Regions from separate parts of the Homo sapiens genome. Here regions 2 and 3 are each linked to region 1. Evidence: read pairs that join two places in POLR2A ChIA-PET (ENCODE). Cell type or tissue: A673. All regions are shown on one strand.

Evidence for each region. Peaks named below come from ENCODE experiments on the same cell type or tissue, not always from the same donor. Only the 100,000 strongest peaks of a DNase experiment are listed, where the experiment ranks them.
Region 2: POLR2A ChIA-PET joins it to region 1 with 6 read pairs; 2 of 35 experiments call an interaction of 5 or more read pairs at or near these places.
Region 3: POLR2A ChIA-PET joins it to region 1 with 9 read pairs; 7 of 35 experiments call an interaction of 5 or more read pairs at or near these places.

The regions. Positions count from the first base shown.
Region 1 is chr1:32,150,582-32,153,081 of GRCh38, forward strand. All of the region lies in intron 1 of KPNA6 (karyopherin subunit alpha 6), which reads left to right. Among named protein-coding and RNA genes, the nearest start is that of TXLNA, 28 kb to the right of the region's middle. In A673, no CTCF peak of the experiment used is centred here; DNase peaks (open chromatin) are centred at 520, 820 and 1,070; H3K4me3 peaks cover 929 bases; H3K27ac peaks cover 1,689 bases.
Region 2 is chr1:32,503,850-32,506,349 of GRCh38, forward strand. No RefSeq gene overlaps it. Among named protein-coding and RNA genes, the nearest start is that of ZBTB8A, 34 kb to the right of the region's middle. In A673, no CTCF peak of the experiment used is centred here; no DNase peak of the experiment used is centred here.
Region 3 is chr1:32,225,600-32,228,099 of GRCh38, forward strand. EIF3I (eukaryotic translation initiation factor 3 subunit I) reads left to right here. Exons shown (of 11, transcript NM_003757.4): 5 at 572-721; 6 at 804-931. Among named protein-coding and RNA genes, the nearest start is that of EIF3I, 4.4 kb to the left of the region's middle. In A673, no CTCF peak of the experiment used is centred here; no DNase peak of the experiment used is centred here.

The DNA.
Region 1 (2,500 bases):
TCCTATGGGTCACAATTTTTCTGCTGCTTAGCATGTATAGTACTTTTTGTTGTTTGTTCATTTGGAGACAGAGTCTCCCTCTGTCACCAGGCTGGAGTGCAGTAGCATGATCTCTGCTCACTGCAACTTCCACCTCCCTGGTTCAAGTGATTCTCCTGCCTCAGCCTCCCGAGTAGCTGGGACTACAGGTGCGTGCCACCAAGCTCAGCTAATTTTTGTATTTTTAGTAGAAACGAGGTTTCACCATGTTGGCCAGGATGGTCTCAATCTCTTGACCTCGTGGTCCGCCCACCTCGGCCTCCCAAAGTGCTGGGATTACAGCCGTGAGCCACCACGCCCCGGCTGTTTTTGTTTTTTAGAGACAGGGTCTCACTCTGTTGCCCAGGCTGGAGTACAGCGGTGCAGTCATAGCTCACTGCAGCCTTGAAGAACTCCTAGGTTCTTCAAGCTATCCTCCCACCTCAGCCTTCCAAAGTGCTGAGATTTATAGGCATGAGCCACCATGCCTGGCTCTGGCCCATAATTTTTAATTGGATTCCAAGCATTGTGAATTTTGTTTTTAGTGTCTGGATTTTGTTGTCTTTTTTTTAAAGGATGTAGGGCGTTTTATAGGTGTTCTGTTTTAGCAGTGTAAGGCTCGTTTTTAAGCTTCATGAGTAGCCTTTTCTGGGAATAGTTTAATCCCACTACTAAGCCATAGCCCTTCTTAGGGTCTCTACTATGCCCTAAGTGATCAGGGAGAAATCCCCATTCAGATTTGTCTAAAGTCTCTCAGCCCTGTGCGAGCTCTGGGAACTGCTGAGCTTACATACAGCTTCTCAGTTGCCCTTTGTGTGACTCATGGAGCTTCACCCAGCATGTATGCATCCTTAGTCTTCAGCAAAGATTTAGGGAACCCCAAACAGATTTCCCAATTTTTTTTTTCTGCCTATTTCTCTCCTCGCTGGAATGCTGTCTCAGTGTTTTCAGCCACCTCAGTCTCACTGAAGTCTCTAGTCTCTCCTCCACTGGTGAGATTTCCGTGGTGCTGTTTGGGACCCCTCTTCTGCTATAGAATGTGCCTCTGGGCAGAAAGCCAAGGAGACAAGTAGAGCTCACTTAATTCGTTTCCCTCTTGGAGAATCACAATTCTGCATTGCTGTTGCCCGATGTCTGAAACAGTTTATAGCAACAGGGGAAATCCTATCCCTCTTATTCCATCATGGCTGGAAGTGGAAGTGATAACTATATTAATATCCAACAAAAGAAAAAGGGCAACAAAGGGCATTGTTAAGGAATAATTTGGCTCACTTTATAACAAACTTCTATTCACAGTCAAGATACAACAGTTCTAAATTTGTATGCTTCTAATGAAATAGTATTAAAATACATAAAGCAAAATTAAACTACGGGGTAAAATGGCTACATTCACTATCAATAAGGAAAACATTAGTGAAGTGAAACATTAATAGAAGATTTGAACAACATGATGGGCATGGTGGCTCATGCCTATAATCCCAGCACTTTGGGAGGCTGAGGCAGGGGGATTGTTGAGGACAGGAGTTCAAGACCAGCCTAGACGATATAGTGAGACCCCCATCTCTACAAAAAAAACGTAAAGATTAGCCACTCATGGTAGTACGAGCCTGTAGTCCCAGCTACTCAGGCTAAGGCAAGAGAATTGTTTTAGCCCTGGAAGTTGAGGCTGTGGTGAGCTGTGATCGTGCACTGCACTCCAGCCTAGGCAATAGAGGGAGGCCCTATCTCAAAAAATAATGAATAAATAAAGAACAACATGATGACAACTTAATTTAATGGACATGATATTCAGAAAGCCATGCACAATAATTTAAGAATACAGATTCTTCTCAAGCACACATGGGACACTTATGTAAATTGAATAAATCAAAAGTAATTAGATATTTAGGACTGAATTACAATACAAATATTAATTTGAAGGAAATTTATAAGCCTTAGAAAGGTAATATAGAAGTATAGTGTGGGGCCAGGCACGGTGGCTCACACCTGTAATCCCAGCACTTTGGGAGGCCGAGGCAGGTGGATCACGAGGTCAAGAGATCAAGACCATCCTGGCTAACATGGTGAAACCCCATCTCTACTAAAAATAGAAAAAATTAGCCAGACGTGGTGGCGGGCGCCTGTAGTCCCAGCTACTCGGGAGGCTGAGGCAGGAAAATGGCGTGAACCCAGGAGGCGGAGCTTGCAGTGAGCCGAGATGGCGCCATTGCACTCCAGCCTGGGCAACAGAGGGAGACTCTGTCTAAAAAAAATAAAAATAAAAATAAAAAAAATTAGCCCTGCGTGCACACCTGCAATCCCAGCTGCTTGGGAGGCTGAGGCAGGAGAATCACATGAACCCAGGAGGCGGAGGGTTGCAGTGAGCCAAGATCGCGCCACTGCACTCCAGCCTGGGTGACAGAGTGAGACTCCATCTCAAAAAAAAAAAAAAAAAAAAAAGTATAGTGTGAACATTTAATTACTTAGATATACAACTTAAATT
Region 2 (2,500 bases), 350 kb after region 1:
GTGGCAGGTACCTGTAGTCCCAGCTACTTGGGAGGCTGAGGCAGGAGAATGGCGAGAACCCGGGAGGTGGAGCTTGCAGTGAGTCGAGATCGCGCCACTGCACTCCAGCCTGGGGGACAGAGTGAGACTCCGTCTCAAAAAAAAAAAAAAAGATTGTATAATTAAACATTAAACATAGTTCTGACTTTTCTAGCAAAAAGATTGTTAAATGTAATAGTTCTCATTGTATAATTATAGGAAAGATGTCTGTCAGGAGAAAGGAAGTTTTTCTGACACTAAACTCTAAGAGGAATGTATCCCTCTATCAGGGATGTTGGAAAATAGACAATTCCTTTTTTTTTTTTTTTTTGAGACAGGGTCTTACTTTGTCGCCTGGTGACAATTCCTTTATCAGCATTTTTATAGAATTCACAAGAGGTGTTTCTAACATGGGCCATCAGTAAAATCCAAGTATACAACACTAAATCATAAACATATTGTCTAAGTGTCTAAGTTTGTAGCTTTTAGGTAATCTAAACTGATTCAGGGCTGGAGCTTTAAAATCAAGAGGATGCTGGGCACAGTAGCTCACGCCTGTAATTCCAGCACTTTGGGAGGCCAACGCAGGCAGATCGCTTGAGCTCAGGAGTTCCAGATCAGCCTGAGGAACATAGTGAGACTTAGTCTCTAAAAAAAAAAATTTTTTTAATTAGCTGGGCATGGCCGGGCGCGGTGGCTCAAGCCTGTAATCCCAGCACTTTGGGAGGCCGAGGTGGGTGGATCACAAGGTCCGGAGATTGAGACCATCCTGGCTAACACGGTGAAACCCCGTCTCTACTAAAACTACAAAAAATTAGCCGGGCACAGTGGCGGGCGCCTGTGGTCCCAGCTACTTGGGAGGCTGAGGCAGGAGAATGGCGTGAACCCGGGAGGCAGAGCTTGCAGTGAGCCAAGATCATGCCACTGCACTCCAGCCTGGGTGACAGCAAGACTCCGTCTCAAAAAAAAAAAAAAAAAAAAAAAAATTAGCTGGGCATGTGATATGGTTTGGCTGTGTCCCCACCCAAATCTTGTCTTTAATTGTAGTTCCCATTGTCGTGTCATGTAGTCCCATGTGTCGTGGGAGGGACCAGATGGAGATAACTGAATCTTGGGGCCAGTTTCTTCCATCCTGTTCTCGTGATAGTGAGTTAGTTCTCACAAGATCTGATGGTTTTATGAGGAGCTTCTCCCTTTGCTGGGCACTTATTCTTCTCCCTGCCGTCATGTGAAGAAGGATGTGTTAGCTTCCCCTTCTGCCATGATTGTAAGTTTCCTGAGGCCTCCCCAGCCATGCTGAAATGTGTGTCAATTAAACCTCTTTCCTTTTTAAATTACCCAGTCTCAGGTATGTCTTTATTAGCAGCGTGAGAACAGACTAATACTACAGCATGCATGGGCAACAGAGTGATACCCTGTCTCAAAAAAAAAAAAAAAAAAAGAGCAAAAGATTTGAACTTCACCAGAGAAGATATATGGATGACAAAGATAGCACTAATGATTAGGAAAATGCAAACTGAAACAGCAGAGCAAAATAAAACCACCATACCTACTAGAAAGGCTAAAAACCAAAAACAAAACAAAACAAAAACCAACAGTAGCAAGCACTGGCAGGGATTCAAAACAATGGAACTCTCACAAATTGCTGATAGGAATGCAAAATTATACAGTTACTTTGGGAAACAGTTTGGCAATTTCTTATTTATTTATGAATGAATCAATGAATGCATGAATGAATGACAAGGTCTTACTCTGCCACCCAGGCTGGAGAGCAGTGGTGTGAACACGGCTCACTATAGCTTTGACCTCCCAGGGATTCAAGTGATCCTCCCGCTTCAGCCTCCCAAGCACCTATGACTATACGCATGCACAACCACACCCAGCTAATTTTTTATTTTTTGTAGAGGTTGGGTCGCCCTATGTTGCCCGGGCTGGTCTCAAACCGCTGCGCTCAACTGATCCTCCTGCCTCAGCCTCCCAAAGTGGTGGGATTACAGATATAAGCCACCACCTGGCCATTTCTTACAAATTTAAATGCATACTTAGCATATGACCCACACATCCCACTCCTATTTACCCAAGAGAAATGAAAACTTACATTTACACAAAAACCTAGATATGAATGTTTACAGTAGCTTTTTGCATAAATTCCCCAAAAGAAGCAATCAAAATGTTCAACTGGCAAATAAACATCCACACAATGGAATATTACTCAGCAATACAAAAGGAAAAAATATTGTTACATGCAACAACAGTATGAATCTTTAGTGCATTATGTTAACTGAGAGAAACTAGACTCAAAAGACTATCTACTGGTGGTCAAAATGGTTGCCACGGGATGGGAGAGTGTAAAGGAGGCTAACTACTAAGGTTCAGCATAAGGGAGGTTTTTTTTGGGGGGTGGGCAAGAGAATTGTTCTGTATCTTGATTGTGGTATTGGTTATACAACTCTATGCCTTTGTCAAAATTCACAGAACTGTA
Region 3 (2,500 bases), 75 kb after region 1:
GCATGGTGGTGGGCACCTGTAATCCCATCGACTCAGGAGGCTGAGGCAGAAGAATCGCTTGAAAGGTTGCAGTGAGCCGAGATCACACCATCGCACAGCAGCCTGCAGGACAAGAGCGAAACTCCATCTCAAAAAAAAAAAGGCCGGGCGCGGTGGCTCACACCTGTAATCCCAGCACTTTGGGAGGCTGAGGCGGGCGGATCACGGGTCAGGAGATCAAGACCATCCTGGCTAACACGGTGAAATCCCGTCTCTACTAAAAATACAAAAAATTAGCGGGGCATGGTGGCAGGCGCCTGTAGTCCCAGCTACTTGGGAGGCTGAGGCAGGAGAATGGCGTGAACCCGGGAGGCGGAGCTTGCAGTGAGAGCCGAGATTGCACCACTGCACTCCAGCCTGGGCAACAGAGTGAAACTGTCTCAAAAAAGAAAAAAAAAAAGAAAAGTTAAAATACTTTTTAAGTTTGGGTCACTGGAGCAAGACAAACAGTGAGATGTGATGGTAGCATTCTCTAGAATGTCCTCCCTGCAATTGCAATGGATGGTGTAGCCCAGACTTTGCCTGACTCCAGGAAAGCAGCTGGCCCTTCTCAAGACCAATTCGGCTGTCCGGACCTGCGGTTTTGACTTTGGGGGCAACATCATCATGTTCTCCACGGACAAGCAGATGGGCTACCAGTGCTTTGTGAGCTTTTTTGACCTGCGGGATCCGAGCCAGATTGGTGAGGGCTGGGAATAGGGCTGGGGTTGAGGTAAAGGGTACAGTTCTAGAGCCCAGGGCCTAACATCTACTGCCCCACACAGACAACAATGAGCCCTACATGAAGATCCCTTGCAATGACTCTAAAATCACCAGTGCTGTTTGGGGACCCCTGGGGGAGTGCATCATCGCTGGCCATGAGAGTGGAGAGCTCAACCAGTATAGTGCCAAGGTAAGAGGCCACATGGGGCCTGAGCCTACCAGAATAATTTTTTTTTTTTTTTTTAAGATAGAGTCTCTCTCTGTTGCCCAGGCTGGAGTGCAGTGGCGCCATCTCGGCTCACTGCGACCTCCACCTCCCTGGTTCAAGCAATTCCCCTGCCTTAGCCTCCCGAGTAGCTGGGATTACAGGTGCATGCCACCGCACCTGGCTAATTTTTTTTGTATTTTTAGTAGAGACAGGGTTTCACCATGTTGGTCAGTCTGGTCACGAACTCCTGACCTCAGGCAGTCCACCGCTCGTGGCTTTTTTTTTTTTTTTTTTTTTTTTTTGAGACAGAGTATCACCCTGTCACCCAGGCTGGAGTGCAGTGGTACGATCTCGGCTCACTGCAACCTCCACCTCCTGGGTTCAAGCCATTCTCCTGCCTCAGCCTCTTGAGTAGCTGGGACTATAGGCACCTGCCACCATGCCTGGGTAATTTTTGTATTTTTAGTAGAGATGGGGTTTCTCCATGTTGGCCAGGCTGGTCTTGAATCCTGACCTCCTGACCTCAGATGATCCACCTGCCTCGGGTCCTGGTGATAGCACACTAGTTCAGAACAAGGGCAGGGCTGTATGCTGTGGCTCACATCTGTAATCCCAGTGCCTTTGGGGGCCAAGGCAGGAGGATCTCTTGAGCCCAGGGGTTGGGGCTGCAGTGAGCTATGATTGCACCACTGCACTCCAGCCTGGGTGACAGTGAGACCCTGTCTCTAAAAAAAAAAAAAAAAAAAAAAAAGTTAATAAAAAATTTTAAAAAGAGCAGAGGTGAGATTCAAATGTAGATTTCACCACTTTCTAGCTGTGTGATCTTGGGCAATTTACATGACTTCTCTGACCCTGTTTATCTGTAAAATGTTTCAAGGATCAAATGATATCACATGTTTGAAAAACTTGTCACAAAGTACTCAGGACATGTTAATAAGGATCACAGGCCGGGTGTGGTGACTCACACTTGTAATCCCAACACTTTGGGAGGCTGTGGCAGGATTGCTTGAGACCCGGAGATTGAGATCAGCCTGGGCAATATAGGAAGACCCTGTCTCTACAAAAAAAAATTAAAAATTAGCTGGGTGTGGTGGAGTGTGCCTTTGGTCCCAGGTACTCAGGATGTTGAGGCTGAAAGATTGCTTGAGTCTGGGAGATTGAGGCTGCAGTGAGCCATGATTGTGCCACTGTACTCCAGCCTGGGTGATAGAACAAGACCCTGTCTCAAAAAAATAATTAAGGATCACAAATGAGCATTTCCTTGCCACCACTGAGTATAATGCCCTGTATAATGCTGAGTATAATGCTGAACTCCTAGAACAAAGAAGTAAATCAGATGCAGTCCCTTCCCCCATGGGGAGACAGACTTGCAAACAGCTAGCACCTGAGTCAGATTGTGAATTGTGCCACCATAGAGGTCTCAGCCAAGTGTGGAAGGTGCACTCTCCCAGGGAGGTGGCGTGTACATTAAACCCTGGAGAATAAATGGAGCTTCAAGCAGGAAGGAAAGAACATCCCACAGGCAAAAGGAACAGCAAAGGCAAAGGCACA